Linked DNA regions of Homo sapiens: all the other regions are linked to region 1. The links are chromatin contacts, found by Hi-C or POLR2A ChIA-PET in ENCODE. All regions are on one chromosome and are shown on one strand. Each heading gives the region's core, a stretch centred on a gene start or an enhancer-like site at or near the end of the contact. The rest is flanking DNA. Distances are from core to core; before and after follow the strand shown. Region 1 holds the start of CATSPERD (catsper channel auxiliary subunit delta). Region 2 holds the start of DPP9 (dipeptidyl peptidase 9). Region 3 holds the start of FEM1A (fem-1 homolog A). Region 4 holds the start of PLIN3 (perilipin 3). Region 5 holds the start of UHRF1 (ubiquitin like with PHD and ring finger domains 1). Region 6 holds the start of KDM4B (lysine demethylase 4B). Region 7 holds the start of SLC25A23 (solute carrier family 25 member 23).

Evidence for each region. A loop is a pair of places that touch in the nucleus more often than their neighbours do. ChIA-PET counts read pairs that join two places held with the same protein, here RNA polymerase II (POLR2A). Pooled maps may share reads with other maps.
Region 2: a loop to region 1 is called in a map with no recorded cell type, with 28 times the contacts of the local background. The contact joins the promoter of DPP9 here to the promoter of CATSPERD in region 1. A Hi-C loop is called at or near these places in 4 of 37 single-sample maps with no recorded cell type and 12 of 50 pooled maps. POLR2A ChIA-PET finds 5 or more read pairs at or near these places in 1 of 52 experiments (A673).
Region 3: a loop to region 1 is called in a map of naive thymus-derived CD4-positive, alpha-beta T cell, with 28 times the contacts of the local background. The contact joins the promoter of FEM1A here to the promoter of CATSPERD in region 1. A Hi-C loop is called at or near these places in 2 of 168 maps with a recorded cell type or tissue (both naive thymus-derived CD4-positive, alpha-beta T cell), 5 of 37 single-sample maps with no recorded cell type and 16 of 50 pooled maps. POLR2A ChIA-PET finds 5 or more read pairs at or near these places in 2 of 52 experiments (CD4-positive, alpha-beta T cell and naive thymus-derived CD4-positive, alpha-beta T cell).
Region 4: a loop to region 1 is called in a pooled map, with 15 times the contacts of the local background. The contact joins the promoter of PLIN3 here to the promoter of CATSPERD in region 1. A Hi-C loop is called at or near these places in 6 of 50 pooled maps. POLR2A ChIA-PET finds 5 or more read pairs at or near these places in 2 of 52 experiments (MCF 10A and PC-9).
Region 5: a loop to region 1 is called in a pooled map, with 19 times the contacts of the local background. The contact joins the promoter of UHRF1 here to the promoter of CATSPERD in region 1. A Hi-C loop is called at or near these places in 8 of 50 pooled maps. POLR2A ChIA-PET finds 5 or more read pairs at or near these places in 5 of 52 experiments (MCF 10A, activated CD4-positive, alpha-beta T cell, activated CD8-positive, alpha-beta memory T cell and 2 more).
Region 6: a loop to region 1 is called in a map with no recorded cell type, with 39 times the contacts of the local background. The contact joins the promoter of KDM4B here to the promoter of CATSPERD in region 1. A Hi-C loop is called at or near these places in 5 of 37 single-sample maps with no recorded cell type and 12 of 50 pooled maps. POLR2A ChIA-PET finds 5 or more read pairs at or near these places in 4 of 52 experiments (B cell, activated CD4-positive, alpha-beta memory T cell, activated T-cell and 1 more).
Region 7: a loop to region 1 is called in a pooled map, with 10 times the contacts of the local background. The contact joins the promoter of SLC25A23 here to the promoter of CATSPERD in region 1. A Hi-C loop is called at or near these places in 7 of 50 pooled maps. POLR2A ChIA-PET finds 5 or more read pairs at or near these places in 4 of 52 experiments (CD4-positive, alpha-beta T cell, CD4-positive, alpha-beta memory T cell, RWPE1 and 1 more).

What each region holds. Positions count from the first base shown.
Region 1 is chr19:5,718,888-5,722,589 of GRCh38, reverse strand. CATSPERD (catsper channel auxiliary subunit delta) reads right to left here and starts at 1,953. Exons shown (of 22, transcript NM_152784.4): 1 at 1,782-1,953. The coding sequence starts at 1,852. It overlaps LONP1 (lon peptidase 1, mitochondrial), which reads left to right and starts at 2,444. Exons shown (of 18, transcript NM_004793.4): 1 at 2,444-2,886. The coding sequence starts at 2,458. RefSeq lists enhancers at 2,195-2,294, 2,247-2,763 and silencers at 2,575-2,624, 2,755-2,834.
Region 2 is chr19:4,722,126-4,725,827 of GRCh38, reverse strand. DPP9 (dipeptidyl peptidase 9) reads left to right here and starts at 1,986. Exons shown (of 22, transcript NM_139159.5): 1 at 1,986-2,154; 2 at 3,277-3,329. TRG-TCC1-1 (tRNA-Gly (anticodon TCC) 1-1) reads right to left here and starts at 1,758; the gene lies at 1,687-1,758. TRV-CAC3-1 (tRNA-Val (anticodon CAC) 3-1) reads left to right here and starts at 1,121; the gene lies at 1,121-1,193. It overlaps LOC105372250 (a long non-coding RNA gene), which reads right to left and starts at 2,948. Exons shown (of 3, transcript XR_936274.2): 1 at 2,842-2,948; 2 at 1,119-1,208; 3 at 241-693. RefSeq lists silencers at 1,066-1,265, 1,716-1,805, 2,036-2,185.
Region 3 is chr19:4,789,958-4,793,659 of GRCh38, reverse strand. FEM1A (fem-1 homolog A) reads right to left here and starts at 1,926. Exons shown (of 1, transcript NM_018708.3): 1 at 1-1,926. The coding sequence starts at 1,805. LOC124904620 (a long non-coding RNA gene) reads left to right here and starts at 2,368. Exons shown (of 2, transcript XR_007067103.1): 1 at 2,368-2,462. RefSeq lists enhancers at 302-958, 1,246-1,305, 959-1,615, 1,836-2,105, 1,616-2,273.
Region 4 is chr19:4,865,914-4,869,615 of GRCh38, reverse strand. It overlaps PLIN3 (perilipin 3), which reads left to right and starts at 1,949. Exons shown (of 8, transcript NM_005817.5): 1 at 1,949-2,007. RefSeq lists a silencer at 1,792-1,971 and enhancers at 2,189-2,689, 2,632-2,981.
Region 5 is chr19:4,907,647-4,911,348 of GRCh38, reverse strand. It overlaps UHRF1 (ubiquitin like with PHD and ring finger domains 1), which reads right to left and starts at 1,848. Exons shown (of 17, transcript NM_001048201.3): 1 at 1,694-1,848; 2 at 311-473. The coding sequence starts at 463. It also overlaps a transcript of ARRDC5 not described here. RefSeq lists silencers at 990-1,509, 2,010-2,089 and an enhancer at 1,909-2,815.
Region 6 is chr19:4,967,205-4,970,906 of GRCh38, reverse strand. It overlaps KDM4B (lysine demethylase 4B), which reads right to left and starts at 1,794. Exons shown (of 23, transcript NM_015015.3): 1 at 1,677-1,794. RefSeq lists an enhancer at 305-354 and silencers at 1,621-1,920, 2,231-2,330.
Region 7 is chr19:6,457,788-6,461,489 of GRCh38, reverse strand. SLC25A23 (solute carrier family 25 member 23) reads left to right here and starts at 1,698. Exons shown (of 10, transcript NM_024103.3): 1 at 1,698-2,017; 2 at 3,166-3,292. The coding sequence starts at 1,862. RefSeq lists silencers at 1,007-1,186, 1,697-1,836, 1,887-1,946.

The DNA of each region.
Region 1 (3,702 bases), core at 704-3,203:
GTGGGGAAATGAGAGAACTGGATATAACCCACATTTTCAGAACTCGAGACAAATCCTATTAGTAAATTTCACTGGAAAATGTTTCTCCCACTTACTAGGTATGTGTTGTTAGGCAAGTGTGTCTTTAACTTTCCTAAGTATGCTTTCGTATCTATAAAATAAGGGTGTTGGCCGGGCGCGGTGGCACACGCCTGTAAGCCCAGCACGTTGGGAGGCCGAGGCAAGTGAATCACGAGGTCAGGAGTTCGAGACCAACCTGGGCAACATGGTGGAACCCTGTCTCTACTAAAAACACAAAAAATTAGCTGCACGTGGTGGCAGGCGCCCATAATCCCAACTACTCTGGAGGCTGAGGCAGGAGAATTGCTTGAACTTGGGAGGCGGAGGTTGCAGTGAGCCGAGACCGTGACATTGTACTCCAGCCTGGGCGACGAGAACAAGACTCCATCTCAAAAAAATAAAATAAGGGTATGGCTGGGCATGGGTGGCTCATGCCTGTAATCCCAACACTTTGGGAGGCTGAGGCAGGAGGATCACTGGAGCCTAGGAGTTCAAGACCAGCCTGGGCAAAACAGTGAGACCCCATCTCTTTTTTTTTTTTTTTCCTTTGAGACAGAGTCTCCCTTTGTCACCCAGGCTGGAGTGCGATCTCAGCTCACTGCAACCTCCACCTCCTGAATTCAAGCGATTTTTCTGCCTCAGCCTCCCAAGTAGCTGGGATTACAGGCACCTGCCACCAAGCCTGGCTAATTTTTGTATTTTTAGTAGAGACGAGGTTTCATCATGTTGGCCAGGCTGGTCTGGAACTCTTGACCTCAAGTGAGTGATCTGCCCACCTCTACCTCTCAAAGTGTTGGGATTACAGGCGTGAGCCACTGCACCCAGCCAGTGAGACCCCATCTGTACAAAAAATAATAATAAATAAAATAAAATAAGGTTAAGGAATCATTATGAATCTTCCTGTAAACATCAAATGAGGCCATACACCCTAAGAATACAGCTCACAGGTCCCTACTGAATGTGACAGTTTAGTCCAGATGGGAGTTCCCTGAGGGCAGGAACGGAGTTTCAGCAACTGGTCCCCATGGCAGGTTGGAGTATGCACTAACCTAACATTTACTGAAATTTCAAAATGTGCTGGGTAAGGCTGGGCGCGGTGGCTCACGCCTGCAATCCCAGCACTTTGGGAGGCGGGGGTTGCAGTGAGCAGAGATCGCGCCACTGCACTCCACCCTGGGAAACAGAGCAAAAACTCCGGCTCCAAAAAGAAAAAGAAGTGGGAGGGCTAGGCCCGGCGTGGTGGCTCACGCCTGTAATCCCAGCACTTTGGGAGGCCGAGGCAGGCGGGTCACGAGGTCAGGAGATCGGGACCATCCTGGCTAATACGGTGAAACCCCCGTCTTTACTAAAAATACAAAAAAAAATTAGCCGGGCGTGGTGGCAGGCGCCTGTAGTCCCAGCTACTCAGGAGGCTGAGGCAGGAGAATGGCGTGAATCCGGGAGGCGGAGCTTGCAGTGAGCCGAGATCGCGCCACTGCACTGCAGCCTGGGCGACAGAGCGAGACTCCGTCTCAAAAAAAAAAAAAAAAAGAGGTAGGAGAGCTTAATATCGGGCTGGGAGGATGGGGTGGAGTAGGGTGAGCGAGGCGTCAAGTTCGATTCCTAAAAAGAGTAAAAGGGGAGCCTCAGTGAGGTTGGGGAGCAGGCCTCGGCTCCAAGATGAACCAGCACCCTCCCGACCCCCGGCAGCACCCCAGCCCCAGGAGTCCTGGCAGCCCCACCGACAGAGCTGAGCTGTGACCAGCGGTCGGAGCCACATGGTCACAGCCGCCACCAGCATCAACATCAGCATCGACTTGGGCTTCCGCCGCCACCACTGCCCCTCAACCGCCACGGGGAGTCGCTGCACAATCCGAGTACGTGCAGGCTGAAGCCCTGCGCATGCGCATCAATGAGTCCCGGGAGCGGGCCTCCGCGCACTGCAGCCCGGCGCTCCGCCTGAATCTTGAGCATGCGCAGACGAATCCCGGGAAGCCCGAATCCGCGCACCCCAAAGTGCGCTCAGAGCCTGAGTATGCGCACCCGGCCACCCGTGGCCAGTCTAGAGTCTGAGCATGCGCATGTTGTCCGCGCGCCTAAGCATGTGCACAGGCTGCTCATGAGTTCCTAAACGTTGCGTTTGCAACACTACCAGTGTTTTGTACGGGCGCTGGCGCCTGCTCACAGCCTTCCACGTGACCGGAAAAGGCCTTCAGCGCATAAAGTGGGAGACCGGAAGAGGCGGAGACGATCCGATGCTCGAACTCCGCCCCCTCTTCTCCGCGTAGGCCCAGCTCCCTGAAGCGGCTGTTTCGAGCCACGCGCCCATCGGGTACCGAGGCACGCGCCGGGCGTCACGTGCGTTTCGCGGCGAGCGGAAATGACGCGAGTTGTGTGAGCCGCCAGTATGGCCGGGCTATGGCGGCGAGCACTGGCTACGTGCGACTGTGGGGAGCGGCGCGGTGCTGGGTGCTGCGGCGGCCGATGCTGGCCGCCGCCGGGGGGCGGGTTCCCACTGCAGCAGGAGCGTGGTTGCTCCGAGGCCAGCGGACCTGCGACGCCTCTCCTCCTTGGGCACTGTGGGGCCGAGGCCCGGCAATTGGGGGCCAATGGCGGGGGTTTTGGGAAGCGAGCAGCCGCGGCGGAGGCGCATTCTCGGGGGGCGAGGACGCCTCCGAGGGCGGCGCGGAGGAAGGAGCCGGCGGCGCGGGGGGCAGCGCGGGCGCCGGGGAAGGCCCGGTCATAACGGCGCTCACGCCCATGACGATCCCCGATGTGTTTCCGCACCTGCCGCTCATCGCCATCACCCGCAACCCGGTGTTCCCGCGCTTTATCAAGATTATCGAGGTAATGGGAGTCCCCGCCTCGGCCTCAGGTTTCCCACCTGTGCAAGCAGCGGGCTGAACCGTGGGATCACTTGAGCGCCCTTGTGTTTCGCAACTTTTTCAGACATGAAGTTTCTCGAAGGGTGCAGTTCGAATCCTTGTCTGCTCACCACTAGCTTGGGAACCTTGAGCCAAAGTCCTCTCCCTTTCGGATTTCTTAGGATCCGTTAGATGAGAGGAGTTGAACCCGATGAGCCTAGGATTATCCACTTTAGAACGCCGGTCATAGAAATCCGGGGCCGGGAGGGACCTGAGTAGTGTTACGGCGCTGTTAGTTTTCTCCTTACTTGGCACGAGTTTTGTAATACCTCCTCGCCCCAGGCGCTCTGCCGTCTGGTTACGAGCCTCACTGGGATCAGAATTCATTCCTTTCTTAGACAAATACTTCTTGATTGCTTATTATTTGCCAGAGAGTGTTCTAGGTTCTGGGGATATGGCAGTGAACAAAACAGACAAAAATTTCTGCCTTTGAAGCTGGGCATGGTGGCGCGCGCTGTACTCCCAGCTACTCTGGCGGCTGAGGTGGAAGGATTGTTGGAAACCTGGAGTCCAGCCTGGTCAACATGGCGAGACCCTGTCTCTTAAAAAATAAATCTGCCTTGGAGCTTACATTTTGGCAGGATGAGACAGGCAATAAAGATGTTTAGTAACGATATTGTATTAGAAGGCAATAATTACGAGAAATAGTAGAGCATGGATGGGACAGGAGGCTTAGGAGGGTGGGAAGAGGTGGGTTATTCAGTGTGTTCTTGACCTCCTACCACGTAGCAAGTTCTGA
Region 2 (3,702 bases), core at 737-3,236, 1.0 Mb after region 1:
GGTGGCACATGCCTGTAATCCCAGCACTCTGGGAGACTCAGGCGGGCGGATCTCTTGAGGTCAGGAGTTCGAGACCAGCCATGACCAATATGGCGAAACTCCATCTTTAGTAAAAATACAAAATATAGTCAGGCGTGGTGGCGGGTGCCTGTAATCCCCGCTACTTGGGAGGCTGAGGCAGGAGAATCGCTTGAATCCGGGAGGCGGAGGTTGTAGTGAGCTGAGATTGCGCTACTACATTCTAGCCTGGGCAACAGGAGCAAAACTCCATCGGAAGGTAAACACATACACACACAGTTTTTCTTTTCAGAAAGCTCTTTTACAGTGTAGTTGGGGTCGGGCGCGGTGGCTCATGCCTGTAATCCCAGTACTTTGGGAGGCTGCAGGCGGGCGAATCACGTTGAGGTCAGGAGCTGGAAAGCAGCCTGGGCAACATAGTGCAGGCCCTCTAGTCTCTACAAAAAATACAAAAGTTAGCTGGGAGTGGTTGCACACGCCTGTAGTCCCAGCTATAAGGCACCGTCTCTACAAACGCATTTTTTAAAATTCAGCCAGGCGTGGTGGTCCACACCTGTGGTCCAAGCTACCCAGGAGGCTGAGGTGGGAGGATCGCTTGAGCCCAGGAGGTGGAGGCTGCAGGGAGGGATGATCGTACCACTGCACTCGAGCCTAGGCGACAGAACGAGACTCTCTCTAAAAAATACAAAAAACAAAACACACAAAAAAGTAGTTTGATCTAAAGCAAAATGGTGAATATCTGCAGAAACTAATGTGATATCAAGTATAGATTGATATCTATGAGATGAAAAGCTTCATTTGACCCCGGATGGGTTTGTGGGCCGTTTGACGTGCATTGTTTTAATGGAAGGTGGATTTATGATAAAGTGATAAACATGTGTGTGGGTGGGTGGGTGTGTTGGAAAGGGTGTTTATTGGATTTCTTTTTGTCTTCCTTATTTTCCTTCTTTCGGTCTCTACTGTATCAAATACAATAACAGATATTCAGGAAGAGCGGATATTGCTTTAGCTGACTGTAGCCAGTGTTTCTTTGGTGGGACAACGCAACTATCACTGCAACATTATCTCTATAGGAGAATTTAAAGAACCCTGACGCCTACCGGTTTCCGTAGTGTAGCGGTTATCACATTCGCCTCACACGCGAAAGGTCCCCGGTTCGATCCCGGGCGGAAACAGGTCAGCTGTTTTTCCTAACCGGAGAGTAATACTATTTGAAATTCACCGAAAGAACGATTCTAGTCCCATTCTTTCTCTTCCGCCTTCCTCCTGCCTTTTAGACATTTTTATGGGATTTAAAAAAATTTTCCGTGATTGATGGCTCACGCCTGTAATCCCAGCACTTTGAAAGGCCGAAGAGGGCGGATCACCTGAAGTCAGAGTTCGAGACCAGCCTGGCCAAAATGGTGAACCGCCCCCCCCCCCCCACCCCGCCCCACCCCGCCCCACCCCACCCCATCTCTACTAAAAATACAAAAATTAGATGGGCGTGGTGGCGTGCGCTTGTAATCACAGCTACTTGGGAGGCTGAGGCAGGAGAATCGTTTGAACCTGGGAGGTGGTGGTTGCAGTGAGCGGAGATCACGCCACTGCACTCCAGCCTGGGGGACCGAGCGAGACTCCGTCTCAAAACTAAAATGAAAATTTCAAACTCGCAAAAGTGGTACCGCATGCGTTGGCCGGGAATCGAACCCGGGTCAACTGCTTGGAAGGCAGCTATGCTAACCACTATACCACCAACGCCCTGATAGGTAGCATCCTCTCCGGATATCCTTAATAGTGGGGGATCATGGGTTTGACTGAGTGATACCAAGTCACAGGGGGGTGTCTCTCCCTAACCCACCGGAAGATGTCGTTCATGGGGCGTTACGCACCTTAGGCCGCCGCGCCGCGGGCTCCCCCCCAAGCGCCGCGGACGCCTTGGTACGTGCCTGGTGGTGTCCAATCCCAGGCCGCCGCCTGGGTCGCTCAACTTCCGGGTCAAAGGTGCCTGAGCCGGCGGGTCCCCTGTGTCCGCCGCGGCTGTCGTCCCCCGCTCCCGCCACTTCCGGGGTCGCAGTCCCGGGCATGGAGCCGCGACCGTGAGGCGCCGCTGGACCCGGGACGACCTGCCCAGTCCGGCCGCCGCCCCACGTCCCGGTGAGCAGCGCCCGCGCGCCTCGTCCCGCCCCGGCCGCGACCCTGAACCCGCCATTGACCGGCCCCGCCTCGGCCCTGACCCTGCCCTCGCCATCGCCTGGCCTCCCCGCACCCCGGAGCCTCCATGCACCCGTCTGTGGGTCCCTCCGGCCCCCTGCCTCGTTTCCTCTCCGCCCCAGGCCCTCCTCCACCTTCTTTCCCTCCCCGATTCCTGCGCTGGCCAGGCCACCTCCCAGTTTCTCCCCTTCCCTGATGGGCTTCCCCACCCATCCCGTTGCTGCCCAGGCCACCAGGCTCTGACCCCTTCCGGAGGTGGCCGCACCCAAGAACGTCCTCGTAGCTGCAGACCTTGACACCCTCTCCCCTTTCGTGCAGGCTCTGGAGGTCCCGATCTCCTCCCTCTCCCCATGCAAATGCTGTATATGCACAGAGGCCACCTCCCTCGACCTGCATCCTGTCCTCACTCCTTTACCACTTCCTCCAACCTTCGCCCCGAGGCTTGGTCTCCCCAATCCAGTCCTGATCCTCAACCCTACTTGATCCCTCTATTAAGGGTATCCAGAGACTCTTTTTCCTGCCGAGGCGTTGGTGGTGTAGTGGTTAGCATAGCTGTCTTCCAAGGGTCCAGCCCACAGGGTTCAGCCCCCTTCTCTCAGCCTCCCTTCTCAGGCCTGTCCAACCGCCTACCTTCTTCCCACACAGCCTTAGGCCAGCCCTGACACTTCCCTGTTCACGCTGCCTCTGAGCCATCAAAAGTGGTCTATTCCCTTGGCCCCCACCCCCTGGTCTTCCCCAGGGGCCCCAGGAGGAAGTCACTTGCCTCCCAGGCAAGAACCAACCTGCTTTCGAGGAGCTGGGACTAAAGCCCAGGGGGTGTGGACCGTAGGCACCAATCCCTGCATTCCTCTGCTGGGTCCCAGGGGAATCGGGGCCCGTGGGATGGCTTCTCTCCCAGATTCTGTCCAGGGCATGCAGACAGTGCTGCAGGGCTTCAAGGCAGAGCTAGAATCTAGCCAGGTAGAATCGGGCCTGACAGTCTGCAGCTCCTGAGTGGGGGAGGCTGAACGGCTGGCCGGTGCTTCCATTAACCTGCCACATTCATGACATGTTTATCCTATAAAGGTCTGTGTCCCACGCCTGCAGCTGGAATGGAGGCTCTCTGGACCCTTTAGAAGGTCAGTTGTGCTGGGGTTTGGCAGCCAGGAAGGCTGGGGTGTGGGCTGGTGGGATTCCTTTGCCTGCTCTAGAATATAGACATGGGCAGGAAATGGTTTTCTATGGCCCTGGATGGTTGTCCTCCGCAGGGCAGTGGCTGCAGTTTTTTGTGCGCCTGCTGGAGGCTTTTCTTTCCACCCCTGTCCCCCTCTAGCTGCCCCTGGAAGGAGCTTTTTGAAGGCTTTGAGGAGAGGAAGGGGAGAGTGCTGATTTCAGCAGGATTTGGTGGAGGGGTGCCTGGATCCACCTACACTGCCTGACCCGGTCAGTAAATGGTGTGGATTCTGGCCCTGAAAGGACTTTAGTTTGAGTCTCCCCCTTCCTGTGGTTTTG
Region 3 (3,702 bases), core at 677-3,176, 930 kb after region 1:
TCGATCAGGGCATTCATGATGGCCGGGCAGTTGTTCTGGGCTGCTATGTGTAGCGGGGTGTTGTTGTCAAAATCCCTGCTGTCCGGGTCGGCCCCGCAGTCGAGCAGCACTTTGACCACGTGCAGGGAGGGGAATCTGCCCACGGGATAGCGGCCCACGTTTGTGGTGTCCTTGTCCACAGCCATGTGCAGAGGGGTGAAGCCGTTCTTGCCCCTGGGCGCGCACTTGAGCAGGCGGTAGACGGTCTGGTGCTTCAGGTGCTCCTGGCTGGGGGTGCACTCCACTTTCTCCAGCAGGTAGAGCAGGTGGAGGATGATGGCCAGCGCCTTGGTGAACTGGGCTGAGTCTCCGGGCTCCCTGGGCAGCTGCAGGGCCCGTTCCACTTCCCGGACCCCTTTGGTGAGAACCCCCATGAGGTCTGCAAAGCCGATCTGGGTGCCCAGGCTGCCTTTGGCGGCCCGGTCCTGAAGCACGTAGGAGAAGAGTTCCGCGAAGGAGAGGAAGCTGCTGGCGGTCATGGGGCTCAGAGGCTCCAGGTTGCTCTGTTGCATGTCCAGGGCGTACTTCCACAAGCGGATGCAGCGCTCGAAATTGCCCGAGTCGGCGTACACGGCACCCCTGTAACGGATGTAATAGGAAGTGTCCGGGTGCGAGGGACCGAGGATGCGCTCCCGGATCAACAGGGCCTGCATGCGCATCTCATCCGGGTCGGTGATCAGCGCCTCCAGCTCCTCGGTGGTGTTGACCTCCCTGGAATAGTCATAGGCCAGGACCAGCTGTGGGGGCTCCGGTTTGGGCAGGTACTCGCCCCCCTGGTGACGCAGCTCCATGGCCCGCCTCCAGTGTTTAAGGGCCCCAAGCAGATCTCGTTTCTTATCCACATACGTAGCTCCCAGCAATTCCAAGGCTTCCACGGCAGCTTCCCGGCTGGTGGGACAGCAGCTTTCGTAAGATTCCCCGTTCAGTGGTTCCTCTGGGGAGGAGCTGCAGCACGGAGCCCCCTGAGGCTGCGCACACCCCTGGCTGGTGGAGGGGTCTTCTTGGGGCAGCCCAGGCTGAGCCTCTCCCCCTGCGACCTGCTCCTGGCCGGGCTGCTCCTGGATGAGGTACTCCACGATGTTGGTGTGGCCCGTCACGCTGGCCGCGAGCAGCGGGGTCATGCCGTAGCCGTCACGTTCCATGCGGGCCTTGCACCCCAGCAGCAGCTGCAGGATCTCCAGGCTGCCGGACTCGGCGCAGTCATGCAGGGCCGTGTTGCCCTTGGCGCTGCGCCGGTTCACCTGGGCGCCCTGCTCCAGCAGGTAGCGGGCGATCTCACGGTGGCCCTTGTAGCACGAGATCATGAGGCACGTGTGGCCGTGCCGGTTGGCCACCTCCAGGTCGGCCTGGTGCTCGCCGACCAGGTAGCGCACCACCTCCAGGTGGCCGTCGAAGCAGGCGGCGCGGAGAGGCGTGGAGTTGGTGCGCGTGGTGCGGTTCACCGAGGCCCCGCGGCGCAGCAGGCTCCGCACCACGTCCAGGTGGCCGGCTGCGGAGGCGGCCCACAGCGGCGGCGCGCCCTCGATGGTCTCGCCATCGAAGTGCACCGAGCCACCGGCCTCCACGCTCGCGCCGCACCGGTCCACCAGGTACTCCACCACGTCCAGGTGGCCGTAGCGGGCGGCGATGAGTAGCGGCGTTCCCCCGCCGGCCACCTCGCCCGTCAGCTCGTCCAGTTCCTCCCGGCTCCGGCCGCTGAGCAGCTTCTGGAGCAGCTGCAGCTTGCCATCACGGGCGGCGTTGTACACGGCGGTGCGGAGGTCCATGGTTCGGGCCTCCGCCAGGCCATGGGCCGGCCGCCGGGGGACGGGGAGACGGAGGATCAGAGCCCGGACGGGCGGGAGGCAACCTTCACCGTCCCCCTCGCCGCCATCTTAGGGTCTCCTCGGGCGGAACAAAATGGCTGCCGCGACCCGACGGATGGCAGCACGCCGGGAAATGGAGTCCTTTGCGCGGGCCCACTCCATAGAACAGAAAAGGAATCTTGGGGGCTCAAGACTACACTTCCCCAAAGGCCACAGGACAGCCCCTGAGAGCTGTGAGCGCGCGGCATGGTGGGAATTGGCGTTCCAGTCGCAGCGCATGGCATCGGAAGCTAGCAATTTGAGGACTACAATTCCCGTCATGCAGCGTCACACGACCTAGCTTGTGGGAACCGGCGAAATTTGGTGACGTACTTCCCGTGGCTATCTCTGCGTCAGAGCGTATAGAAAAAGCAGGCGCGATACCCTTAAGGACTACATTTCCCAAAAGGGATCACGAGCGACTCTGAGCCAATCAGGACCGAGACCGAAGGCTAAAAGCGACTAGAGGGGACGCGTCTGTTTTGGGCTTGGAGCACGGGCAAGCGGCCCACCGGCAGGGGGCGCCCGGAGGAGGCCGAAAAGCTGGACGGGGCGAAAACGTTTTGAGCTGGGAGAACGGTAAAAAATGACGCGCTCACTTCTTATTCTCACATTCATATATTCATTTATTCATTTACATACATTTATGTATATTCTAGTATGTGTCAGAATTTCCTTCTTTTATTTACGTATTTATTTTTATTTATTTCTTTCAATAACTTTGTGGGGTTTTTTGGTTTTGGTTTTTGTTTTTGAGACAGCGTCTCGCTCTTGTTGCCTAGGCTGGAGGGCAATGCCGCAATCTCGGCTCACTGCAACCTCTGCCTCCCGGGTTCAAGTGATTCTCGTGCCTCAGCCTCCCGAGTAGCTGGGACTACAGACATCCACCACCACGCCCGGCTAATTTTTGTATTTTTGGTAGAGACGGGTTTCGCCATGTTGGCCAGGATGGTCTCGAACTCCTGACCTTGGGAGATCCGCCCGCCTCAGCCTCCCAAAGTGCTAGAATTACAGGCGTGAGCCACTATGCCCGGCCTGACGTGCTGACTTCAATTCCTTTGGATAAAGACCCAGAAGTGGGATTCCTGGATCACCTGGTAGTTTTATTTTTAAATTTTTCTTTGGAACTTCCATACCATTTTCTATAATGGCTATACTAATTAAAATTACCATCAGTAGTGTATAAGTGTTCTCTTCAAATCCTTGCCAACGTTTGTTACCTTTCGTCTTTTTGATGATAGCTATTCTAGCAGTTGTAAGGTGATCCATTCCCTGGCATTTTTTGACAACAATGAATTATATTATGAAAAAGAAATCTTTGGTGACCCGAATTCTTTATTTTTAAAGTTTATTCGAGGTGTAATATATATACAATAAAATGCATTTTTAATAAAGAGGACAGGTTTGGCCGGGCAAGGTGACTCACACCTGTAATCTCAGCACTTTGGGAGGCTGAGGTGGGAGGATTGCTTGAACCCAGGAATTCGAGACCAGCCTGGGAAACATAGCACATCTCTACAAAAATAGAAAAATTAGCCGGGCGTGGTAGCGTGCACCTGTTGTCTCAGCTACTCGGGAGGCTGAAGTGGGAGGATCGCTTGAACCTAGGAGGTCAAGGCTGCAGTGAGCCGTGATTGCACCATTGTACTTCAGCCTGGGTGACAGAGGGAGACCCTGTCTCTAAGATAAATAAATAAAAATAAATAAAGAGAACAGGTGTGACAAACATGCAGCTATGTAGCCAGTATCACAACCAAGATGTTCAACAGCGTCTTCATTCAGAATTGTTATCTCATGCCGGCCGGGCGCGGTGTCTCAC
Region 4 (3,702 bases), core at 700-3,199, 850 kb after region 1:
AGCGCAAGGACTCAATAAATATGGTTGAATGAGTGAATGAGAAGGAAAAAGCCTGTTACAAATGTCATGGAATGGGGTCTCAGATTCACTTGAGAATCTCACTAGCTGCCTGAAGTTACTTAAATTTAAACATTCAGGCCAAGCGCGGTAGCTCACACCTGTAATCCCAGCACTTTAGGAGGCCGAGGCAGGTGGATCACTTGAGGCCAGGAGTTCGAGACCAGCCTGGCCAATATGGTTAGTCCTCGTCTCTACTAAAAATACAAAAATTAGCTGGGTGTGGTGGCGCGCGCCTGTAATCCCAGCTACTTGGGAGGCTGAGGCAGGAGAACCGCTTGAACCCGGGAGGTGGAGGTTGTAGTGAGTCGAGATCGCGCCATTGCACTCCAGCCTGGGAGACAGAGCGAGACTCTGCCTCAAAAAAAAAAAAAAAATTTAAACATTCAGCTTCTCACTGTGCATTAGCCACGTGGTGCTTTTGGCTACAATGTTGGATGGCACACAATTCTAGAATTGCAGAAAGTTCTATTGGACAGTGCTAGCATAGACCCTGTCCCCACTCACCCCCCCAAAAAAATGCAGTCACAGACACCCAATTTTTCCCATGTTCTTTCTAAAGCTACCAGAAGCTTCATTCTATTCAAATAATTTGGCAGAGGTGGCAAACTGGTGGCCCCTGGGCTGGACAAAGCCCCAGTTGGGTTTCATTTGGTCCAATTGTTCCCTAACAGGCAGGACATGTCTACAGCTTGAACTTCCTGTGGATCTGTGACTCTCCAGGTGGGTCTCCCATAGGGCACTGCTCTCCCCTGCCCCTCTAAGCAGGGCATCACTGCCACCTCCTCAGCAGAAATATTCACCTCCTCCCTGGACCATCTGAGATTGAGACCTTGGTTTATAGACCAAGAGGATAAATAATTTGGGAGGTGGAGAGGGGCGGGGTAAAATCCAAGTGGGGGCAGCTTCAGGAAAAGGTTGATCCAGCAGTCACAGAGCCTGGAGCCTGACCCCTCCATTGCCCCTGGCTGACCCTCTCCAGGCCTCAGTTTCCTTCTCTGCAAAATAGGGATGATTAAAAAGACAATACAGTGCTGGGAGGATGAAGTGGTCTGATGTTGGGCAGATCAGGCCGGAGGCTGGACAAGTTCCCGTGGTGGTTCAAGTCACTCATATAGCTGGGTTGGGCCGGGTGCGGTGGCTCATACCTGTGATCCCAGCAATTTGGGAGGCCCAAGCGGGCAGATCACTTGAGGTCAGGAGTTCAAGACCAACATGGTGAAACCCCGTCTCTGCTAAAAATACAAAAAATTAGCCGGGCGTGGTGGCACGTGTCTGTAATCCCAGCTACTCAGGAGGCTGAGGCAGGAGAATCGCTTGAATCCAGGAGGTGGAGGCTGCAGTGAGCCAAGGTCGCGTCACTGCACTCCAGCCTTAGCGACAGAGCGAGACTGTGTCTCAAAAAAAAAAAAAAAGTGTGTGTGTGTGTGTGTGTGTGTGTGTGTACATATAGCTGAGTCGGAGCCCATGGTGGAGGGCGTGGCCCCTGACGCGCTGGCGAGGGTCACCCTGCAACTCTCCCAGGGTTCTCGCAGCCTCAGTTTGGCCATAGGGGAAATGGGCGACCTGGGGAATCCCAGCACCTGTGCGGCGCCCCCGATCGCACTCACCTCCCAGGGCCAACTTCACAGGGTCCCCAGCTGCGGAGCGGGGGTCCCGTGGCTGGGACAGGCGTGGTCCAAGAGTGCTCCCTCCCCTTCAGGGGCAGGGCGTGGAGTCCTTCCCGGACTTCATGACTTGGCGAGGGGCGGGGCCTAGTGGAGGCGGGGCAGGGAGGAGAGGGGCGGGCCTGGCGCGGGCAATCCCTCAACCTGATTGGTCCCCTCGCCCGTCACTCCAGTGCGCCCCCAACCTACCACGCAGTAAAAGCCACCCCCGCCTCGGCCCGGACGGTTTCCAAGCTGGTTTTGAAGTCGCGGCAGCTGTTCCTGGGACGTCCGGTTGACCGCGGTGAGTGGCGGGGGCGTCTCAGTTGAGCTGGGGGGCGGTGTCCATGGAGTCCTGGGGCACCCCAGGGGCCGGAGGGGTCGGGGAGGGCCTTTCTCGGGGTGGGATTTGCTGGACTCTGCGGCCTGGGGAGGGGTCTTCAGCCCAGGCTGGTCACCCCTCCCCCCAGAAAAATCCAACTTCTGCAACGAAGCTCAGACTTTGAAACCCTCTTCTCACTTCCTGGGACTTTTGAGGGGCGAAAGAGCCCCGTAGAAGGGGTGATATTGAAGGGGGTGGGCTAAATACCGCCCCCCGCCCACCAGGTTTTCTCTAAATTTTGAACAGTTTGCTTTTGGAAACGCCATTTGCAGGCAAGTTTCCTCCTGCGGGCAGAATCTCCGCCCTCCCTTCTGGGGTTTTCAGAGACACCCCCCGCCACCGCAAAGCCCCCTCCCCTACAGATGGTTTTGCCACGGGTGGGGGTGGGGGTTGCCCCAGCTCCTGGCGCCCCCAACTGATTCTGGGGAGGTCTTGGGCAAAGCCTGCCCACTTCCCTCGGGTGGGCGTGGCGACGAGGTGGCTTAAAAGTAGGAAGGCCTATCCGTTAACTGCTTTGGGGTTCTTGTCCCGGCTAGGCCTGGCAGTGGGACCTGGGGCCCTTGGAATTTTGGAAGTCCAGTCTTAGCATGCTCTGAAGTTGCTGGATGGCTGGGTCTGGCCTGGAGCTCCCCTTCTGGAGCCAGCGGCAAGGCAGGTCACTGACCCCCAGGGGTTTCATAGGGTGTTGACATCTGCCATGGCCACCCTTGCTTAAACCAGTTCCAGGAAGTCATGGTGGACAGAGGGGACGGGAGGAAGCTGCCTGAGTCCTAAGTGGGACTTGAGAATCGGTCGAGGCCAGGAGTTTGATGCCTGCCTACCTGGCCCCCTGCCCAGGTGAGCTCAGGCTCCAAAGGAGGTGAGGAGAAGCACAGATTTAGGCAATGATCACTGGGAGGTAGGTATGTCTTCTCACCTGACTTCCCAGTTGGGGGACTTTTGTACCTAGCAGGAAGCTGGTTCCTGGCTGGCTTTACCCCTTTGTCCGTGGAAGCCAGAGTGCGGTGAGATAGTTTATGGAGCACTTACTATGTGCCGGGCACGGATCTGAGCTTCCCCGGAGCAGCGTCTCCTCCAGTCCACAGGGACTCCAGGCTCTTGTGAAACACTTATACACATTTCACAGATGTGGCAAGCAAGACTCCTAGGGGATGCTGCCTTCCCAAACTCCTATTCCTAGTGAGTTGCCAAGCTGGGATTAGAACCCATTCTGGGCTGGGCAGGATGACTCACGCCTATAATCCCAGCACTTTGGGAGGCTGAGGTGGGCGGATCATTTGAGGTCAGGAGTTGGAGAACAGCCTGGCCAACATGGTGAAACCCCACCTCTACTAAAAATATAAAAATTAGCCGGACGTGGTGGCGGGCACCTGTATTCCCAGATACTCTGGAGGCTGAGGCAGGAGAATCGCTTGAACCTGGGAGATGGAGGTTACACTGAACTGAGATCACGCCACTGCATTCCAGCCTGGGCGACAGAGCAAGACTCTGTCTCAAAAAAAAAAAAAGGCCGGGCATGGTGGCTCACGCCTGTAATCCCAGCATTTTCGGAGGCCGAGGCGGGCGGATCATGAGGTCAGGAGATCGAGACGATCCTGGCTAACATGGTGAAATCCC
Region 5 (3,702 bases), core at 599-3,098, 810 kb after region 1:
GCCACCTCCAAAACTTCTTTCTCTAGCCATTATTTTGAGGCGGAGCTTTGAAAAAAGAAGTTTAAAAGCCCAGACCCTATAGATTCGAGGGCCAGCCGCCAGCCCAGCGTGTCAATCTGTGAGTCCTCCCTTTGTTCCTTCCTCTCGCAGGCATTTGAGGTTTCTGTGGACTTCTCCTTCCGGGAGAGATGAAGTGGGACCGGACGAGGTTGTTGGGGGGGGAGGTGGGAGGGAGAAAGTATCGGCTGGTGGCTGCAGAGGCGCGAGGCCTGGACCAGGCATAGAACAAAGGTGCTGGCGGCGGGTGTACCTGTTTGCCCCTGTAGAACAGCCTCTGCAGGCCTGGCTCCACGTGGAACAGCTCCTGGATCTTCCGCCTCAGCTCCTCCACCTTGGTCAGCCTGGACAGCGAGTCCACCGTGTGGGTCTGCCTCCCGTCCATGGTCCGAACCTGGATCCACATGGTGTCGGCGCTGAGGGGAGGGACAGCAAAAACCCCCATCAGTTTTACCAGCACCTCTGAGCCATGCCATGCTCTAAGGAGTCGGGGTTGCTTTTGTCCGGCCTGTGGACACCAGGAAACTCCCAGGATGCCCTTCCAGTCCTCCTGTACAGCCAGACCCTGGCCAGGACCAGACACAACAAATTAAGCACTTAAGGCATTAACGACTAGCCAAGTGTTGAAGATTGAGGAGGAAGGAGAATGAAAAGAGGGAATTGAAAGAAAAGCAGAAGGTCCAACCCATCCCTCCTTCCCCACGACCAGAGGAGAAAGGAGGCCCGGGCCAAGTGGCCGAGTTGGTTCGTTTATTCATTCATTCATTGATTCATTCATTCCTCGGATTCCTATTTACGGAAGAGGGAATCCCAGAAGTCCAGCGCGGGCCGGAACTTCAGAAGTCCCGGGGGAACTCAACCAAGTGCCACTGAGAGGGAAAAACCCCACCCGAGATCCGCGGACCCCGGGACCCCTCGGTGCCCACGCCCCCCCTCCTTGCCGGCCCCCCCCGCGCGCGTGCGCGACCGGGCCCGCCCCGCGGTGGCCATGGTAACCGGCCGCCCCGTCCCGGCCACCCGCGAGCGCGCGCGCCCCGCGACTCACCTCGACCTCCAACCCCCGGCAGCTCGCGCCCCTCCAAACCCTGGACCCTCGGCGTCCCTCCCGCACTCCCACTGGCCCGCGCGGGTCGCGCCAGCGAGCCCACGCCCACCCCCGCCGCCGGGACTACAGAGGGGGCCCCCGCTCGTCAAGTCCCGCCCCCCTTCACTTGAGCCGCCTCTTATTGGCTCCGCAGCACCCGGCCGCCCCGCCCCGCTCGCTCCCCATTGGCCCAGATGCTCCCGGGGAACTCAGGGCGCGCGAAATCGGGCTCGGGCGCGACAATTGAATCGCGGGGCGCCCCGCGCGCAGGCGCGGAGCCTGACATCCTCCCCGGCGGCTCGCCAGGCCCTCCCCCACCCGGCGCGCTCGACCCCCCGCCGGGCTCCGGGGACGCAGCGCTGGTCCCGGCTCCAGCCGGATGTGTGCCGGGGAACGATTCCCGAGGGTTAGGTGGAAGGGGAGGCCCTGGATCCCGGGACAGAGTGCGGGACATGCGTGCGCCCGGGCTGGCCGCGCGGGAAAGTTTTGCAAAGTTCCCGAGCCCCGTGCGCCCGGCCCGGGCTGGCACCCCGACCCGGCCCGCCCGCTCACCTCTCCGGTCGCCGCGAACAGCTTGTCTGCCTGCGCGCGTGGCCCGGCTGGGGATGGCGATGAAACCGCGTGCGTGGCCCGGACCCCGCGCGGACTTGCGTGCGACCCGGAGCGCCCGCTCGGCAAACGCTGCCCGCCGCGCTGCCAGCTGCTCTGATTTTTTTCCCGCGAAAACTCGGCATTTGGGAGTTGCGGGGCCGCAGGAGGCCGTGCCGGGGGCGGGCGCCTGCCTCCTGATTGGCCGACGCAGTGGCGGGAAGCGAGAAAGAGGGTGGGGGGCGCCCCCGCCTCTGTCCACGGCGCCTCCGCCTAGTGGGCCACGGCTCCGCCCAGCCCTGCGCGCTCTGCTGGGCGCGCCCAGCGTGCAAAGGGGCTGCGTGGCAGGGCCTGGTCACCCCCCGCACGTGGACACCCCAGGAGCCTTGGGGACCCCCAGGGTACAGACCCCCTGAACTCTTAAGTCCAAGTCCGTTCGCAGCCCCCCACTCGCACGCATTGACCAGTAGGTCTAAGAAGGCCGGAATCAATGTGTAAATACTGCGAGGGAATGTGGGGGGCCCCTAGGAGACCACCTGCACCCTGATGGCTCGCCCGATCGCCCCAAGCCCCACTGCCTGGCGTCAGGGCCTGCCAGGGCTCCCCACTCTACCCACCCGCAGGGCTTGTTTGCTGTCTTTTCCCGCCTCGTTTTCCCGCCTTCTCCAGGCTGTCCAGGCGGGCAGGGCTGCCCTGCCCCCTCCGCCCTGTCTGTTCCACTCTGACCAGTCCTGGCGGGCACAGGAGTGACCTGTGCTGGGCACCTACAAAGCAGCCGGACAGGTTGCTCAGAGCTGCAGAACCCAGCGGTGTACATGGCAGACCCAGTTGGTGGTCTCAGGGAGGGAAAATTCCTATCTGGGGGAGACAGGCAAGAAATGAATAACTAAAGCAGATAATTTCAGATGATTCCTTATAGGAGAGTGACCAGCAGCCATGTGGTGGGAGGCGGGGAGAGAGGATACTCTCTCACTGGGGCCACTGCGGTGGGCCTCTCAGAGAAGATGACATTTGAGCTGGAATCGGAGATGAGACTCCAAGGACAGATGGGTCTAGGAGGGAAAGTCAAACCCAGAGGCCGGAAAAGGCTTAGAGGTGTCCAGGGAGCAGGAAGGGGCTGGTGTGGTTGGGGCCCACTGAGCAAAGGGGAGGGGGAGTTGAGGTCAGAGGGGTGATATATAATACCTTGAAGGCCACCGGGGAGGACTTTGGTCTTTCCCTTGAGAGCTGTGAGCAGAAAAATGTTGAGTTCCCACTTAGCTTTTTACAGTTTCTTCGTCACTCTATTAAGTCTCCTCTATCTGGTCAGTGGGACTTCTGCTATGTCCCTAATATAGGAGACAGATCATGGCCCCCGAAGATATGCGTCTCTAGACCCCCACGTCCTCGCCCCCAGGATCTGTGAATACAGTGCCTTACACAGCTAAAAGGACTTTGCAACTTTGCAGGTGTGATTCAGTTAATGATTTTGAGTTGGGGAGCGTCTCCTGGGTGATCCAGGTGGGCACAATGTCCTTAAAAGGTCCTAATAAGTGAAAAAGGGATACAAAAGGTCAAAGTCAAAGGAGATGGGAAAGTGGAAGCAGGCTTTACAATGATCAGGCCAAGGGCCGGGCGCGTTGGCTCACACCTGTAATCCCAGCACTTTGGGAGGCCGAGGCAGGCAGATCACCTGAGGTCAGGAGTTCGAGACCAGCCTGACTAACATGGAGAAACCCCGTTTCTACTAAAAACACAAAATTAGCCTGGCGTGGTGGCACATGTCTGTAATCCCAGCTACTCGGGAGGCTGAGGCAGGAGAATCGCTTGAACCCAGGAGGCAGAGGTTGTGGTGAGCCAAGATCGCGCCATTGCACTCCAGCCTGGGCAACAAAAGCAAAACTCAGTCTCAAAAAAAAAAAAAAAAAAAAAAAAAGATCAGGCCAAGAGGCAAGGAAGATGGGCAGCCTCTGGTGGCTAGAAAAAGCAAGAAA
Region 6 (3,702 bases), core at 545-3,044, 750 kb after region 1:
GCGCCCGGACCTGCCAGGTGTCCAATCAGACACACGGAGACGAGGCTGGCAAGTCCCAGAAATCCTCGGCTCAGACAGAAGTTGACTCTACCACGGCTTTACGCTCCGACCTTCAGGGTTTCAAAACATAAACTGCAAAGCGGAGAGAGGATGCCCACTGCTTCAGCAGGGGCTGCAGGAGAAGGCTGACCCCGTGTGTTGACAAACCCTCCTGGTGGCTCATAAGGAAGCTATTATTGGAGAATTAGGGGAGTCATTAGCTCCCATAACGGCAGTGATAAAAGCCCATAGGAGTCGTCTAATGAGCCTGCTTTAGGACTGGTGCTGTTTTTAGGAGCATTCTCCAGCCCGGGGACATTCTGATAAATGGCCATTGAGGCAGAGGACTGGGGCAGGGCACCGATCCCTTGAATTCAGTCCAGTATCCAGAGATCCCAAGACAGTGCAGGCACCCGGTGGGACCCAAAGGAACTTGCTGAATACACGCCCCAGCCAGAAACACATGGAAAAAGACGCTCTTCACATATGACAGGATCACTAGGCTCCACGGAGCTGAACCACCTTCTCACTAGTTTCACAACTCGGGGAACACTTCCTCACAGGGTGCTGGTAAATTATTAAAACAGAAGCATCCTCCCCCAAGCAAACAGATGGGATGCACCCAAAAGCAGTCCATGCCTCCACTGCCCCCAGGGGCGGAAAACATGCCCCTTAAAACCTTCCACCGTGCCCAGGTGGACAGAGTCCCCCGTCCTGCCTGATTGTCATGGCCACCACTGAGCGCAGACCTGGGCCCTGGCAGACCCCAGGTCAAGCAGATTTCAGAGCGAGTCCGTCCCCAGCTCCCAGGGGGATGTCCACGGGGGACACAGAAAAGGGGTCTCGGCGGAAGCAACTCCTCAATTCATTTCTCTAGAGCAGGGGCTTCGTTCGAGATGGCGATCAGGCTGGAAGGGGGAGGGACGGAGAGACTCGTGGAGGCTGCCGTTGCATAGCAAGATGATTTTTTTCTAAAATCCAGATTGCATATGCTTATGGCGGGGTGGGGGTTTCGGGTACGTACAGGGGGGCAAGTTTGGAAGCTACCAAGGCATAGCAGGTTGACCGGAGGTGGGGGCAGTGCAGGAGCAATGATAGGCATTTAGGGGGCATCCCTGGGTGTCCAGCTGGGGGGCTTCCCCTTAGCCCCCCTGGCGCCCAAAGGGCCAGAAACGCAGGCGGGGGTTACCCAGGGGCTGGGGTCTTTTTCCTTTTTCTTGCTTTCTTTCAAAAATAATAATAATAATAGGCCGAGGCTTGTCCCGGGTGATAAAAGGGCCCGGCCGGGGCCACCCACGCTGTCATCTTTTGTGCGGGGCGCCGGGGCCGTCTGTGCCCAGCCCCCGCGCGCCCCCGGCCCGGGAAGGGGCCCCCGCTCCCGCCCCTGGGCGCGCCCCGCCATTGTCCGGCCCCGCCGCCCCCGCCCGAAAACCAGCGGGCGCCCCCGGGCCGGGCGGTTAACGCCCCAACCGCCCCGCCGGCCCGGACAAAGCGCGAGGCCCGGCCCGAGCAGGCCGCGCCCGAGGCCTGGGCCTCGAGTCCCGGGCGCGCCCGCAGCCCCGAGCCGCGACGCGGGGGCGGCCATGGCGGCGGGGTCCGCGCTCGGACACGGCCGGGCGGCCTCCCCGTGGGCTCACCTGAGGCGGCGTGCGCGGCCCGGTCCGGGAGCAGCGGCGCGCTCTCCCCCGCCCTCGGCGTCGCACCCCCAGGCCCCGCTCGGGCCGGGCCCCGCTCGGTTGCTGGCGACCGAGCCCTCCGCAAGCGCTCGCGGGGGGGCTTATAAGGCCGCGCGCCAGCTCCGCCCCGACTGCCATTGGCTGCCGGATCCACGCCCGAGCGCCCATTGGCCGGAGCTGACAGCTCCGCCCCTCCCCTCCGCCGGGCCCATCAACACCGCACGGCCCGCCCACCGCGCGCCGCGATTGGGCGGGGACAAACGCCGGCCTCGCCTCTTCATTGGCAGACCGGCGGGGACACGCCGGCGCCCACCCACGTGCCCGCTGACCGGCTCTGTTCTCATTGGAGGGGGCGCACGCCAGCCAAGGCTGCCGCGACCAACCCGACGGCAGCTGGGCCTTGGATTGACAAGGGAGCCTCAGGGCCCGCCCGACGACCGCACAGAGAGGAGCCAGTATTGGCTTGAGGGGCCAGCCCGAGGCGCGGACAGGCTGGGGCAGGTGCCAATCACTGCCCGCAAGCTCCGGGCCCCGCCCTGGTTATCAGGCGGCGGCTGAGTACGTGAGACCCAGCACAGCATCAGCACCGGCCGGGAACGTGCAGGCTGGAGGTTCGAAACCCGTGGCCGGAATGTGGGCTTAGCGTTCCCCAATTTGCAAAGTGCCAAGCAAGGAGACATAGCGATCCGTTTTGCAAAGGAGGAGAACCGAGAACATAGGGTAAAGCAGCAAGAGCCTCCACCCCGCCACCGTAGGTCTATTCCCATCACAATCAACAAACCTTTGCCAAGGGGCAAGGCCTTCGGAATAGTTAGGGTCCCTCTCCCCGAGTTCCCTAAAATGTATGGGAGAGAATGAGCTTTGGTGCTTTCTGACCTGGATTCAAAGCTAAGCCGGGCCCCATGCCTCACTGTGGTTGACCTCCAGCAAAGTAACCTCGCTGAGTCTGTTTCCAACTGTGCAATGGATATGATGGTAGTGGCCACACCCCGTCTACCCGCCTCTTGAGAATGTTGCAAGGATTAAGTGGGATGAGGCACGGAGAAAGATTTGACCCTGTGACTTCACAAAATGAGCATTCATTGTGTACTGGACCACGCAGGGGTGTGAGGCATGCCCCCATTTGGAGTGGCAGGAGTGTAAATTGGGCAATTTGACATTTTCTAATAACATTCTAAGTGCATCCACCACCCGATAACCCAGCCAGCAGTTCTTCCTGGAGGTGATGTACCCAGAAAAAAGGTCTGGAGCTTACACAATTCAAGAATGCCGGCGGCAGGGCTGTCTGCAACTGTTTCCAATGTTTTGCACTAACTATCCATCAGTGGGGGATTAGAGAAGTAACTTAATAGCAATCAGTACTCTGGAATACTTACTATGTAGCAATTGAAAAGGAGGCCAGGCCCGGTGCTGTGGCTCGGGCGACTCACACCTGTAATCCCAGCACTTTGGGAGGTCGAGTCGGGTGGAACACCTGAGGTCCAGAGTTCGAGACCAGCCTGGCCAACATGGCAAAAACCTGTCTCTATTAACAAATACAAAATTAGCCAGGCATGGTGGCGCATGCCTGTAATCCCAGCTACTCCAGAGGCTGAGGCGGAGGTTGCAGTGAGTCGAGATCACTGCACTTCAGCCTGGGCAACAGGGTGAGACTCTGTCTCAAAAAAGGAAAGAAAAGAAAAAAGAGAAGGCCGATCTGTTTGCAAACATGAAATATCTCCCAACCGCTGAGCTAGGGACAGTGGTCCAGAATCCTGTACTCAATAAAATAAATATGGAAACACACACAGAAACCGGTATCATGAGGTTAAGAGCACACAAGCTTGTCAATGCACAGAAAAAGGTACTCCTAAACTGAAGAAACGAACTTAATCCTTGGGGAGAGAAGGAAAGCTGCACACTGGTAAAAAGAGAAGTCAAAGGAGAATTTAAGAAGCTCTGGGTGTTTTAAATTCTTATGGGACCATATTCATATATTCCACATGGA
Region 7 (3,702 bases), core at 449-2,948, 740 kb before region 1:
AGTTTGAGACCAGCCTAACCAACATGGTGAAACCCCGTCTCTACTAAAAATACAAAAATTAGCCGGGCGTGGTGGTGTGCGCCTGTAATCTCAGCTACTTGGGAGGCTGAGGCGGGAGCATTGCTTGAACCCGGGAGGCGGAGGTTGTGGTGAGCTGAGATCGTGCCATTGCACTCCAGCCTGGGCAATAAGAGCGAAACTCCATCTCAAAAAAAAAAAAAAAAAAAAAAAAAAAAAAAAAAAAAAAAAAAAAAAACTCACTGCTGCGTGCGATGGCTCACGCCTATAATCCCAGCACTTTGGGAGGCTGAGGCGGGCGGATCACGAGGTCAGGAGTTCGAGACCAGCCTGGCCAACATGGTGAAACCCCGTCTCCACTAAAAATACAAAAATTAGCTGGGTTTGGTGGCGGGCGCCTGTAATCCCAGCTACTCGGGAGGCTGAGGCAAAAGAATCGTTTGAATCCGGGAGGCGGAGGTTGCAGTGAGCCGAGATCGCGCCATTGCACTCCAGCCTGAGCAACAACAGCGAAACTCCGTTTCAAAAAAAAAAAAAAAAAAAAGATAATTAATTCTTTCTAGGGTATAGAGTGATGGTTAAGGATCCCAGATCTCTTTAAACCCTGTTTTGCCCCTTAGTGGTCATCAGGACTGGGGAGAATGACTTAACCTCCGCTTCCTTATCTGCAAAGTGCGAACGCCAGTACCACCTACCTTATAGGGTTTTGGCAAAGACGACTCGAGAGGTGAGTAAAAGCCCTGGCATGTGCAAAGCACTGAATCAAAGTGAGATTTGTTATCGAGTATTCGCTGTCAAGTGGTCTGGGCTCCCTTCCCCCTAATGGTGGATCGAGAAACTGCGCCCGAAACTAGCAGTAGGGACATTCCGCAGGTGCAGCGAGTGCGACAGGCTGGGGCCCTGCCTCCAGCGCTCGACCACTGGGATCCTCAACCCCGCGCCCGGGTCACTGAGCCACCCCCTCCCCACGCCGCTCAGCGTCTGATTGCGGCCGCGGCCCCTTTAAGATCTCCTGGCAGGCGGTGGGACTGCGGGCTGGAGGCAGTCGGGGGTCTGCGGGGAGGCCCCGCCTAGGTGGGAGAAGAGGCGGGGCGGGCGGGCTCAGCCCAGGAGGCGCTGACCAATAGGAAACCGACTTTGCAGCCGCGCCGCGCGTTGATTTTCTGTTTCCCAGTCAGAGTGGGAACCGAGAAAGGAAGCGCGCGGGCGGGAAGAAGGGACAGTGGGAGAGCATCGCTCCTGGATCTTCTGTTTCTGCGGCCGAGCGGGGAAGGTGTAAGGCGCGGGCGGGCAGAGAGCGAGCGAGATGGTGCACGGTTCTTGCGTGCGTCTGGGAAAAGCGAGAACTTGAGTTCCTGAAGATTAGTGGGTGTGGCGGGGAGGTCAAGTGGAAGGGGATTATGAAACCCAATCCCCGACAGCGCTCTACCTTGCCCCCTTGGGCAAAGGGGGAAAGGGTAAACTGAGGCACGCAGAGGCGGAACTCTGAAACCAGACCTGAGACCACTGAGCTCCCTAGCCCGTCTTCCCAGAAGGAACTCTGGTGTTCCTCGGCTGTGCAATACCAGACCATCCCAGACATTCCCTCCCCACGCCCCCAGCTCCGCCCTCGGTCCCCTCCCCCCAATGCAGGTCGGGGGAGGAGACGCAAGTTCTGGCGCGGGCGGCGACGGCTAGCCGTCACCACCTCCCGCAAGTGCCAGAGCCGAGCGGACTGCGCGGAGGCTGCGGAGCCGGCGGCCGCGGGAGCTGACCCTGCGGGGTCCCGGGGGGGGAGGGGGAGCCGCGAAGCCCCCACTGAGGCCGCCGCTGCCGGGCCTCCCCTCCCCCCCGGGCGGGCGCCATGCGGGGGAGCCCGGGCGACGCGGAGCGGCGGCAGCGCTGGGGTCGCCTGTTCGAGGAGCTGGACAGTAACAAGGATGGCCGCGTGGACGTGCACGAGTTGCGCCAGGGGCTGGCCAGGCTGGGCGGGGGCAACCCAGACCCCGGCGCCCAACAGGTACCCCCACCCCCAGGGACCTCCTCCCCTCCCGGCCCCGCCCGCTCCCGGTTACCCAAGCCCCTGAACTGGGCGGCCGGAGCCACCAGGGACTACCTGTGGCTGGACTCCAGAACCTGTGTCTCTGTCTCGTTCCCCCTACCCACTCGTGTTTGGCCTAACGGGATCGCTCAAGACAGGGACGCCGAGGCCCCAAGCCTGCAGTTCCGCGGCCAACACCCGATCCCCCTGCTGCGGGGCAGGGGGCGTCTGCCTGGGAAGAGATGGGGGCGCTTTCCTGCCCACTGCCCGGGACACACCCTCCTCCAGACTGCACAGCCCATGACGTGCCCTGCTCTCACCTCCAGGAGACACACCCTCCATCCTCTGGGCACCTACTGCCCTGGCCTGCAGCTGCCCCGATCCCTGTGTTTACATTCCCTGGCCTGCCCTTTCATGGGCCGTTCACGGGCCTGGCTCACTGTCCCGGGCTGCCCCAGCCAGGGACCCAATCCTGTCTGCGGTCACCCGCAGCTGGGAATGCACCTATAACAAGACTTTCCTCCCGCTGCCCCCACCTCCACTTTGCAGGTCCTTCCCACACCTGTAGCCCCAGATCGCTCTAAGAGAACCACAGCAACCCTGAGAGCAGTCCAACCTCCCACTTCCCAAATGGGAAAAACCAAGGCCTCAGCCACTCCGCTTGGTTCTCTCCTGCCCCACATCGCCCAGGGCTTCCTCCAAAGGGAACCCCTGGGTCCCCCATGTGGACAGGGTTTTTTAAGAGGCAGCTGGGTTCAACAGGAATGAGATACCTAAAAAAATAACAAAAACTAAAAACAAGAGACAGCTGGAAGGACAGGCTTTACAGATGAGAACTGAGGTTACCATTTCCTGGTTCTGTGACCTTGAACTGGTGACTTGACCTTGCAGAGCCTCAGTTTGCTCACCAGGAAAACTAGACCACTCACACCCACCGCACAGACCTGTGGTGGCTGTAGGGATCTGGCTGAGAAGTTAGCTGACTGAGGGAGAAGTGGGGTGACGTCTTCTATCCCCTTCCTCAAGGCGCTGGGGGCTCTGGGTTCCTAAGGCATAAGGTGACATGCGTCCCCTCCAGATCAGGAGCAGGTTCCTGGAGCCACCTCTATCCCCTTTCCCTCTGTCAGGGTATCTCCTCTGAGGGTGATGCTGACCCAGATGGCGGGCTCGACCTGGAGGAATTTTCCCGCTATCTGCAGGAGCGGGAACAGCGTCTGCTGCTCATGTTTCACAGTCTTGACCGGAACCAGGATGGTAAGGTCGGGCGACCTGCCTGCAGGCCCCAAGGGATAGGGCTGTGGGGGCCCTAGAGACATCAGTGGGGTTAGAACTGGCAGCGCTAGGAGGAGAGGGGGAGGGCCGCTTCTCCCCGATGACTCATAGGCTATTTCAGGAGCACTCCTCACCCCCTAGCTAGGTGGTTCGAGGCCCAGCCAGCCCATCCCACCTCCTTTCCCTACTGGGGCAGAACCCCGATAATTACCCTTAGATTTTTCTATGGGGCAAAGATACCCTATGCTGTTCCTGGGTCCCCTGTGGGACAGAGATCCCCTCATAGCAGCATCTGGGTTGTGGATATTGCCTCTCAATCCCCCATGGCATAGAGACCCCTACAATTACCCCTGGATTCCTTCATTCATTTACAGAACAGAGAAGCCCCCCCA